Linked DNA regions of Mus musculus: region 2 is linked to region 1. Evidence: chromatin contacts called from ENCODE Hi-C data. All regions are on one chromosome and are shown on one strand. Each heading gives the region's core, a stretch centred on a gene start or an enhancer-like site at or near the end of the contact. The rest is flanking DNA. Distances are from core to core; before and after follow the strand shown.

The links. A loop is a pair of places that touch in the nucleus more often than their neighbours do.
Region 2: a loop to region 1 is called in a map of regulatory T cell, with 94 times the contacts of the local background. The contact joins two enhancer-like sites. A Hi-C loop is called at or near these places in 3 of 37 maps with a recorded cell type or tissue (T-helper 1 cell, T-helper 17 cell and regulatory T cell).

Annotation. Positions count from the first base shown.
Region 1 is chr15:3,507,035-3,512,188 of GRCm38, reverse strand. The region is part of intron 1 of Ghr (growth hormone receptor); the gene reads left to right. Among named protein-coding and RNA genes, the nearest start is that of Ghr, 74 kb to the left of the region's middle. Within about 2 kb of position 2,870, at least 1 of the 3 ENCODE cell types and tissues checked has a DNase peak (open chromatin) inside an H3K27ac peak, as active enhancers do.
Region 2 is chr15:58,914,588-58,919,741 of GRCm38, reverse strand. Tatdn1 (TatD DNase domain containing 1) reads left to right here. Exons shown (of 12, transcript NM_001368428.1): 7 at 3,380-3,465; 8 at 3,550-3,590. Among named protein-coding and RNA genes, the nearest start is that of Gm36559, 16 kb to the left of the region's middle. Within about 2 kb of position 2,958, at least 1 of the 3 ENCODE cell types and tissues checked has a DNase peak (open chromatin) inside an H3K27ac peak, as active enhancers do.

The sequences.
Region 1 (5,154 bases), core at 1,621-4,120:
GCCTTTCTGCTTGTTTCTGAATGTCCTTGGTTTCTACAAATTGGTAATTGTATCTAAAAGTTGCACTAGACAACTTTCTTGAGAAAATGACCAAATATATGCTCATATACTTCAGAGGGTGAAGTGCGACTATTGCTCTGAGGCCTCTGGTCTGGTCAAATGCCAGCTTTGAGATGAGGGAGATGACCTATGGCCTTGGAATAAGATGCTGGCTGAGCACACAGTCTGGAGCCACAATATCTGTATTGCACTCCGAGTCACATCACTTGCTAGCTGCATAAACTCAGAGAATATTGTTGGAAATCTCTTGGCTTCAGATATCTCATCTCTACCCTAGTCATGGGATTGTAAAGATCAACAGAATAGACACATGTGTATACAGCATGCCTAGAACACTGCATAATGTAAACCATTTGTAAGTCTTAGTGCTACTTGAGAAAGAAAACTTAGGCAGGGGTTCAAAGCAAGGAGAATGAAAAATCAATATATTTATGGGAACAAATGACCCAGCCACAGAGTGAACCAATTCCAGCCTTTCTGAAAGCTTTCCAATCCTGATCTGCCTCCTCTGACTGATTTGTGTCCTTTGTGTTTGTTCTCTGTGCATTTAGCCTCTCCCGTGGCATATCCCATGTGAGTTATTCATTTTGTGTGAGACATTTGCATGTAAGTCAGTGAAGAAAGCAAAATGGCGTCACCAATGTCCAGCAGCCTCAGAGCCAGACTTGAAGATGCCTCGAGGGGTCTGCTTCTTCAGTAGACTGTGCTCATCTACCGGTCCATAAACCAGACTTTACGTCTGCTTCTTGTCCTGTTGCACTTACAGTCAAAGGCTGAAATTCTTATCTGTGGTTTCCATCCACCCCTAACAGCTGAAGTCCTTAAAAGGAACCTTCTTGCTCTAGTCCACAGAGTATTTTATTTTATTTGAGTATGTTTATCTTGAAGGGAAAAAAAAAGCCTTAAATCCAGTCGCGCTTTCTGCTTTCCCTTGCTTATCACATTCTACATTAACCTTGGAGCTCTTGAATCTGGCTGTTCTTGGTGCTGAGTCCATTCTGGTCAGAACGCTTCTCTCTTCCATGCCTTTCGCACTGGTGAAGTTTTAGGCAAATCCTATAGTTTAGATTGTTCTATGGTAAGGACTCTTGGTGAGAAAAAGTTAGCTATTACCAAATATTTCTTGTGTTGTTTCCCACAGTCCCTTGCAAGCAGGGACTACAAAGCTGTGGGCCACCAGTTTGGGGCTATTTAACAAGAACACAGGCCTTCCCCCGGTATACTACCTGTGGCTACTTATTCACTCCATATACAAGTGAGCAAAGGAAATGTAGACCGCCACCAAGGAAAGTAAAACCGAGAATACCTACAATCTGACTGGACAGACAACTCTGCCAATCTCTCTTTTAAGGGGAAGTTAGGTAGCAGAGTCGTTTAGTCTAAAAAGTAAATAAACACAAACCCACTGACGGGAAAAGAGAAATTGTAGGAGAATATAACTTTCTTTAAAAAGAGTTATCCACTCCCAAATGATTGTGTACGTAGAGATCAATCAATTATGCATGCTTTTCGATGAGGAAAGAGAGACAGGTCCTTCTCTTGGACTGTGCCTCTGGGGCCTGGCAGCACACAGTGAGCTTACCCCTTTTACTTTTCTGTTCTGCTGTGTTTCCCAGGAAGGCAAATATCTTAGACTGTAAGAAGATTGGGGACGCTCTGGAGCTTACTTTCCCTTAGAGCTTGTTCTGTTTCCTTGCCAGCAGGGCCACGCTTTCTCTCTGCTGCAGCCTGACAGGGCCCCACCTCCTGCTTATCTTAAGTTGCAGCTGAAGTTGAAGGGAAATCTCTTTCAGGTTCCTAAGACCCTATTAACTCAAGGTCAGATCTGTGGTATCCACCATCAAGTCCAAAGCCTCTCTCTATACAGAAACCTGTTTTAAAGTGTTAGCTAGTAGCAAGTAACTCTGGGTTAGTTTCCTCTTGAGTTGAAGTTATGGATGGAAGGGTAAATGAGAAAAAAAAAAAAAAAGATAATGTTAGTTGATTGGACTGACTGATTTCTAACATTCAGAGGCAATTTCATAGCATGTGTTATTTAAATAATCCCCATAAAAACCCTGTGTGGGAGGAGGAGTATTGTTATACATTGTGGTACCAAGACTTAGAAAACAAATTAAGATTTCCACATTATAAGTTGTATAGTTCCATCAACAATGCCATGAGCTTTCTGCCACATAATCCATATCATGTTAACCTATTCCTTAGGCTCAAAAAATAGCTACAGGAGATCCAGGTGTCACGTTTTTAGGTAACGAGGGCCAGGGTAAGGAGAAAAGACAAACAGATAACAATCTAGCCAGGTTTGCTTTCTTTCTTAGATTCTTGGTTGGTGATGTCAGCTGATGCATACATACTTCATCAACTCTTAGGATTTCCTTTTTTCTAAGGAGACATGAAAATTTCTTGAAGTAAGCTGGTCATGTGTGTGTGTGTGTGTGTGTGTGTGTGTGTGTGTAAATGTTTTCTGTAGACACAAAAGTAGGAAAAAATTATCACTAAAGAAGTCTATTTTAAAAAACCAAAGGTCAAAATTCTGGTCCAAACACTGAAAGTCTTCAGAAGAACTTGATAGAATAGAGGTTCCAATGCTCTCATTTGCATCTTGGGCATGAAGCAGAGATCCAAAAGGTGAAACGATTTCCCTCCGTCTCTAAGTCAAATAAAGGAAGCTCCAGAGAGGAATGCAATGGCTAAGTGTATCCTTAGCCAGATTTGAGGCCAGGCGATGATGCTGTCAGTGTCCTCACTGTGTATCAGGTGTCTCTGCAGGCCAGGGCAGCCGTCCCTGTGGTTAGGACACAGGCAGGCTATGTGGAATGACTGGATCCCACTGGCTTGGCAGAGACAAAGGGCCATGTGCTGAAGCTCAAGCTGGGAAGGAAAGTGTCTGGCACTCACCAGATGAGGGCCTTTCACTCAGTAAAATCTTTTCTCTGCCAGTGGCCCACAAGCTACAAGCCTGAGCAATGGTTGTTTTGCCATCAAAAGCAACAACAACAAACACAGATGCCTTTAACATGCAAATGGCTATGCACACAGTTTTCCTGTAGATAGGGAAGTGCTCTAAGCAAAGCAGCTATCAGACAGTAGACACCAAGAGCAAAGTTATGTGTGTGGTTTTTTTTTTTCTCCTTCTCCTTCTCCTTCTCCTTCTCCTTCTCCTTCTTCTCCTTCTCCTTCTCCTTCTCCTTCTCCTTCTCCTTCTCCTTCTCCTTCTCCTTCTCCTTCTCCTTCTCCTTTTCCTTCTTCTTTTCTCTGCCAGGCATGGAACAAGAGAACAGTGTGTCCTACAAAACAGCTTGCACAGGAAAACAGAATCCACCCTGTTGGTCACCTGAGGGAGTCAGTCAGCTCAGGGAAGTTACACATTTTCTGTTCATTTGCATAAGGGAGGAACTGAGTTGTGGCATCATGAGTGGACTATTTATAAGAAGGAGAGAAGAGTGGGTTTTAAAAGGAAATACCAGAATGTGCTATACAGAGGTCACAGCTTGGGGAAAACAAGACAAAACAAAACAAAACAAAAAACAGCTTGCCTGGCATTTCCCAGGAATGTGTGGATTGAGCCCCTCCTAGAGAAACCAGAAACCGCATTACCTGGAGCCTTGGTCTTAATTCATCCTTTTGTGCCCCTTTCATGGAAGCCAGACATTTGTAATTTCGTGTGAATAAGCCATGAAATTTGTTTCATTACTGTTAGCAACCATGCATGTCACTAGCTCATCTGCCCCCCAACCTTGTCCAAATTAGAAGAGAACGTCCCTGTCTTCATGCAAACTCCAGAGCTGAGCAAGTGAAAGGAAAGGCAGCACTGTGCTCCCTTCTAGCAGAGACCATGCAAGCTGCCCAGGTGCAAATGCCCCGCCCCACAAAGAACTGCTGGCTCTTGAGCCAAACAAAACCTAGCTGTGGATAACGCAGCCCACAGCCTGCAGCCTAACATGTTCCTGCCTCTGTTGTAGTGGTTCAAGCAAAGTTCTGGGGGTAAAGTCAACTGGCTTTAAATCAGAACTCTCTGAATTCTCTGCCTCACATCTGTTTGTATCCAGATAATTGCACACTTGAACCTACCTTGTCGTGTTCTTATGAGGATGAAATCAAACAGTCACACAAGAGAAAACCATTCAGAGTATGTGCAGCGTACAGTTCTAACACTCAGCAAATGTTACACAATTGCAAAATAATGTGAAAGGCTAATTTTCACTCTTTGGTTTATCTCTGAGAGTCAAGTTTTGCTAAACAATTCTAAGCATATAGAATATATGAGAGAAAGTAGGTTTTGAGGTTTTTTTACTCCTGGGAATTTGTTGTAATTCACCCCGTGGTCACTTTGGGAAGGTAAGGAGCTAGAAACAGCAAGAATATCAGTTACCCCTGACCTGCTAAGGCAACAAAAACCTTAGCAAAAATAAATGCTGTACATGAACCCTGCTCCTGGCATAGGGGAATGGCTAACACTTGTCTTAGTTAGGGATTTATTGCTGGGAAGAGATACTGTAACCATAGCAACTCTTATAAAGGGAAGCATTTAATTAGGACTGGCATACAGATTCAGAGGTTTAGTCCATTATCATCATGGCAGGAAACATGGCAGTGTACAGGCAGACACGGTGCCGGAAAGGTGCTAAGAGTTCTACATCCTGATGTAAAGGCAGCAGATGTAGACTGTGTGCCCCACTAGGCCTACCTTGAACATATAAAACCTCAAAGGCTACCCCTACAGTGCACATGTCCTGCAGCAAGGCCACACTACTCCAAGAAGGCCATGCCTCCTAATAGTGCCACTCCCTATGGGCCAAGCATTCAAATAGATGAGTCCGTGGGGGCCATTCCTATTCAAACCACCACAACATCCTTTACAATGACATTTTTAAAGCCACTAAGAGAAGATGAAGCTCAGTAGCATGTGTTATAAAAGACAGAGATGTGTGGGTTATATTTTAGAATTATTTGCGTTGAAACAATTATAAAGCACTGGGAGTCAGTGTGGGAAGTATTCCATTATTTGACTTCATCTTCAATAATGGGTACTTCTCAAAGACTCAATTCTTTGTGTTTAAGAACTACCACAGCTGTTTTTTTTACATCTAAGAT
Region 2 (5,154 bases), core at 1,709-4,208, about 55 Mb before region 1:
TTGTGTTTCCTATATGGATAAAAGGGCTGTAATTTAATATTTGCTGTTGGACTTGTTAGAAGAATGTAGATCTTGGTCAGTTCTTTGTGTGCATGTGTGTACACACTCATGCATGTGTGTGCATGTGGAGGCCAGATGTCAGTCCTGGTGTCATTCCCCAGGAGCTCTCCCTCACTGGGACCTGGGGCTCTCTTTTACGTGCTTGTTGGAGGTCAAACTCAGGAACTCCTGAGTGCACAGCAAGCACACTGCCGACCAAGCCACCTCCCAGTCCTCTCATCTGTGCTTTCTGTTTTCCAATTTTGTTGTTGTTGTTTTTGGTTTTTTGCGACACCATCTCCCTATAGCTCAGGTTGGCCTGGAACTCACTACATACACTTGCTAAAATCCTCTGCCTCTGTGTCCTGAGTGCTGGGATTAAAGGCATGTGCCACCACTCCTGGCTTCGATCTACATTTTTGTAGCATTTTGGAACCATTAACCTACTATATGATTTGTTGGTTTTATAAAACACATTTTTTCCCTTTTCAAGTGTCCAGTAGGTATCGTGTGTGAGAAATGGTAAGTGGGTACACCTTCAATGGGGTTCAAGTCTTCTATCCGTGGTGAGCAGGCCTGACCTGCAATGTGATTTAGTTTTGCTATTCCCTGCCTGTCTACATATACAGCTCAGCGTTGTCATTGTTAGCATAAGGATGCCACTGCCCACCGCTCTTCAGTATATGATGGGTAAAGCCCATGGTGGCATGCCTGGACAGACTTGAGTGCTCAAAAGTTATATAGCTTCTAAAATACTAGCAGTGGCTTTTGAGAAATGCTTTAAAAATTCTATCACTGTGTCTGTGCATCTGTATAAGGGAGTTAGAAGAGGGTATCAGATCCACTGTAGCCACAGTAACAGATCGTTGTGAACCACCATGTGGGTGCTGGGAACTGAATAAATACTGCTCCTATGCAAGAGCTCCTAGTGCTCTTAACCACTGAGCCAATTCTCCATTCCTGAGAAGTGCTTGTTAAAGACCAAGAATGGAAACAAGGAGAGGGCCTGAGTCGGTTATGGAAAGATTGTCTTGAAGTCCTAGCAGTCTGTCTCCTGCTGCCCTGGTACACTTCTTCCTTTCACAAGGCGGAGCTCTGTTCTCCCATATAGGAGGAAATATTGCTCTGGGCATTTTTCTTGGGGCTTTAAAATACTGATATTATGTAGGTCTTTTTTAAAAATCAGCTATCAGACAAGATTTCAGAATGATTCCAGGGATATTTAAGGTTCTCTGGAAAAGGATCGAGGCCACCCAGGCTGTCAGCCAGCTGGGAGAGGCTCACAGCTACTGTGTCACTCACTGCGTTTTGGCACGTCTCAGTCCTCGCCAGTAACAGCTGCTCTGACACTGACATTTCAAGCTGTCCTTAGTGTTGACCCAAGCTGTCAGAAAGCAGTGATTCAACTGGAGGAAAATAGAGCTTTGATAAAATGTACAGATGTAAGAAATTTTGACAGTTGTCAGTTCTGCTCTGTAACTTGTTATTTGGTGGCTGGTTTTGTTTGTTTTCCTTTTTAAAATACCAGTTATTTGATGTTATATACCTGTTATCCTCAGTTTGTACTGTTGGAGTGTTTCGATTAGTTTTACCACATGGAAATTTTCTTTCTTAAGATTCCTCTTTTATTTTTGTGAGGGGGCATGCATGCCATGCTGTGCGAGTGGTGGTCCCAGGGCCACTTCATGCACATAGTTCCCAAGTCCTACTTTGATGTGGGCTCTGGGAGGTGAACTCAGGTGCCAGCCTTTCTTTACCATGCAGACAGTGTCCTTCCTGTTGAGCCACCTTACCACCCACCCACCCCAGCTTCTTAAATGAACCATTGCTCTTAACCACTGAGCTGTCTCTCCATATCCTTCCCTCTGTCCCCCCACCCCCACCCCACGACCTCTTAATGATATCTATCTAGCTTAGGGATCTTTCTTTTCTTGAATTTCATAAAATTCTCAGGGCACATCATATGTATTTATGTTATTTATTTTATTTTTGGTTTTTCAAGACGGGGTTTCTTTGTGTAGCCCTGGCTGTCCTGGCCCTCACTCTATAGACCAGGCTGGCCTTGAACTCAAGCCATCCGCCTGCCTCTGCCTCCAGAGTATTGGGATTAAAGGTGTGCGCCACCACTGCCTGGCATGCTTCTGATAATTTTAGAGAATTATATCTTTGGCTATTCTGTGACAGAAAGCTACTTTCTTATAGAACTGTTTGGTTCTATAAAATTGTGACTTGGTCATGTGGCTGGGCCACAGAGTTGTGCATGGTGACCACATGGAGGTCATTATCTGCAGCGTGTGGCTGAAGCTACCTGTATGATCATATTTGTTGGTATTCTGTCTGGACTCTACCCCCACAGATACCTGGCAACAGCCAGGTAGGCCTGGCCCACTATAAAAGGGGCTGCTTGCCCCTCCTCTCTCTCTCTCTCTCTCTTGTTCTCTTGCCTCTTTCCCTTTGTTCCTCATTCCCTTCCCCCTCTCTCCGGGTGACCATGGCCCACCTCTACTTCTCTACTCCCCCCTTCTCTCTGCCTCTGCTGCCCTCCTAACTCCCCTCCCCATGCCCTGAATAAACTCTATTCTATACCATCTGGTCCCTAAGGGGAAAGGGATGCCTTGGCACGGGCCCTCCGTGACACCCCCCTTCCCCCACACACTGGATGTTGGCATATGTACTGCTTTAGTGGCTATGGAATAGGTGGCTAGTACTTGTGTTTTGGGGTTTTTTTGTTTTGTTTTGTTTTGTTTTTTGTTTTGAAACAGGTTTCATATGGGCCTGGTTGTCCTCAAACTAATTGGGTAGTTGAAGATCACCTTAAACTTGTGATGTGTGTCTTCACCTTGCGGGTGCTGAAATCACAGTCCTGAGCTACCACGCTTGCTTTCATGCAGTGCTGGAGATTCAGCCCAGGGCTTTGTGCATGTTGGCAAGGACTCTGCCCATCTGGCAATGTCCCTCGCCACTACTAGTAATTCCTAATCTTTTCTTTCAAGGTTTTATGTTTTCTAACTTGCAAACTGTCCTCACTTTAACTAAAACAAAATTACTTCAGCTTATTCTAGCCCAGCAGAATCTGAAAAAGTGATTTAAAAACCCAAACATTAGTTAATAAAGTCATAGAACAACAAAGGGCATTGTGAAAGTTTGTAATCCTGGTAAATGAAGCATCCCTTTCTAAAAATTAAGTGGCAGGAAAGAAGCTTGTGTTGTTAATATCTGAATTCACTGCTTTCATATTGCCATTTCCAGATAGTAAAATTCCTTTACTCAAAAATTATTTGATATATGTCTCATGCTAAAATAAAAATTTTGGTGTGGCAATTTTTTTTGCTTTGTGCAGATATTTTGAAAAACAATTTGAACTGTCAGAACAAACACAATTACCAATGTTTCTTCATTGTCGCAATTCACATACTGAGTTTTTAGGTGAGTTAAAAATGAAGTATCATTACATTTTAAAAACTATGAGTCAATTAGGCCACTTGCCTGAATTTTCTTTTTAATTCACAGATATTATGAGAAGAAATAGAGACCGGTATGTGGGTGGAGTGGTAAGTGTACGATAATTGTTTAAATATGGGCTATACAAAAATGTCTTTGCTATTAGGTCAGCTTCAGGTAATTCAGATAGCAAAAGTAAAGTTATCAAGTTTCTCAGTTGAAGGGCGTGTAAATTGCTCTAAGATTTATGGGCATGATGGTGTACAAACAAGTAATACTTTTAGTTACATTTATTTTGCTTAAAGTACAAGAATGAGTACTGAATTCTACTTAGGAGAAACAAATGTGAATCGTCTTTTCCCACTGTGCAGTAAGCCTGAGAGCTGGCCTTTGCTGTTCTCTAATCAAATCGATTTTCACGATGTCTTAGACTATTCCATTGTTTCTTTCAGGTTTTCTTTTCTTTTCTTTCTTTCTTTCTTTCTTTCTTTCTTTCTTTCTTTCCTTTCTTTCTCCCTTTCTTTCTTTCTTTCTTTCTTTCTCTTTCTCTCTCTCTTTTCTTTCCTTTTTTTTGTTTTATTTGTTTTTTTGAGACAGAGTTTCTCTCTCTGTGCAGCCCGTTTGTTTGTTTGTTTGTTTGTTTTGAGTCAGGGTTTCTCTGTATAGCCCTGGCTGTCCTGGGAACTCACTCTGTAGACCAGGCTGGCTTCAAACTCAGAAATCCGCCTACCTCTGCCTCCCAATTGCTGGGATTAAAGGTGTGTGCCACCACTGCCAGACCAAGTTTCCTTTCCTAATTTGCTAGCTGGTAGTCGTTCTCTTCCCTCTAATGATGGCTCATCTTCCGTGATATATTTTCCTCTTAAATGTTTCTTGTGTGGTCCTTTTAGTCCTTCCTCCTGAGACATTTCCAATATATATTCTCTACTCTCACTGCACTGTGACAGCCATGGTAGTGACTTCTAGTCAGTTGGATCATGAACTTGAGTAGATAATCTGTGTTTTAAAAATGCTCACGTACACAAAATTTCATATACAATTTCAGGAGAGGTTCAGTGACCATCCTTTGGGAGTAAAGATTGTTATTTAGGTCACAGTTCCATGTATCAGTGGAAGAACGTTAATCTAACCCTAAATTTTTGCTGTAATACATTTCTTTGCTTGGATACTTTATGACATATATTCCTTTTTGGAATGTTGTGGAATACATGTGTGTTTTTAATATGTTTAGTGTGTGTGTGTACATGTACACATATGTGCCATGGTATTCGTGTGGAGGTCAGAATAACTGCAGAGTTGGTCACGGGACTGACCAGGCTTAGCATCTTCACCCAGTCAATCATCTCGCTGACTGTTGCCGTCTGTTTTTTACGCTTAGCTCTGCTTGGTGCTACATCCCACTAGTGATAGGGCTGTGCTCTGTACTGCTGTCATGTTCATGCTACTGTGCACATCTCCTCTGGAGTTTACTGACTGTAATTTTCCCTTTAGCAGCTATACTTAGGAATTGAGAAAGGCTTTAATTAATGACCTGGGCATTACTGACAGCATGGGTTTTAGCTAACGTCCTGGGCATTACTGACGGCATGGGTTGTCATTCTGGACTCCACTGCTCACTCCTCTTTATTTCTAAGTAAGTCTTTACTTGGATGAGTCTATCATTTCAAAAAGTTA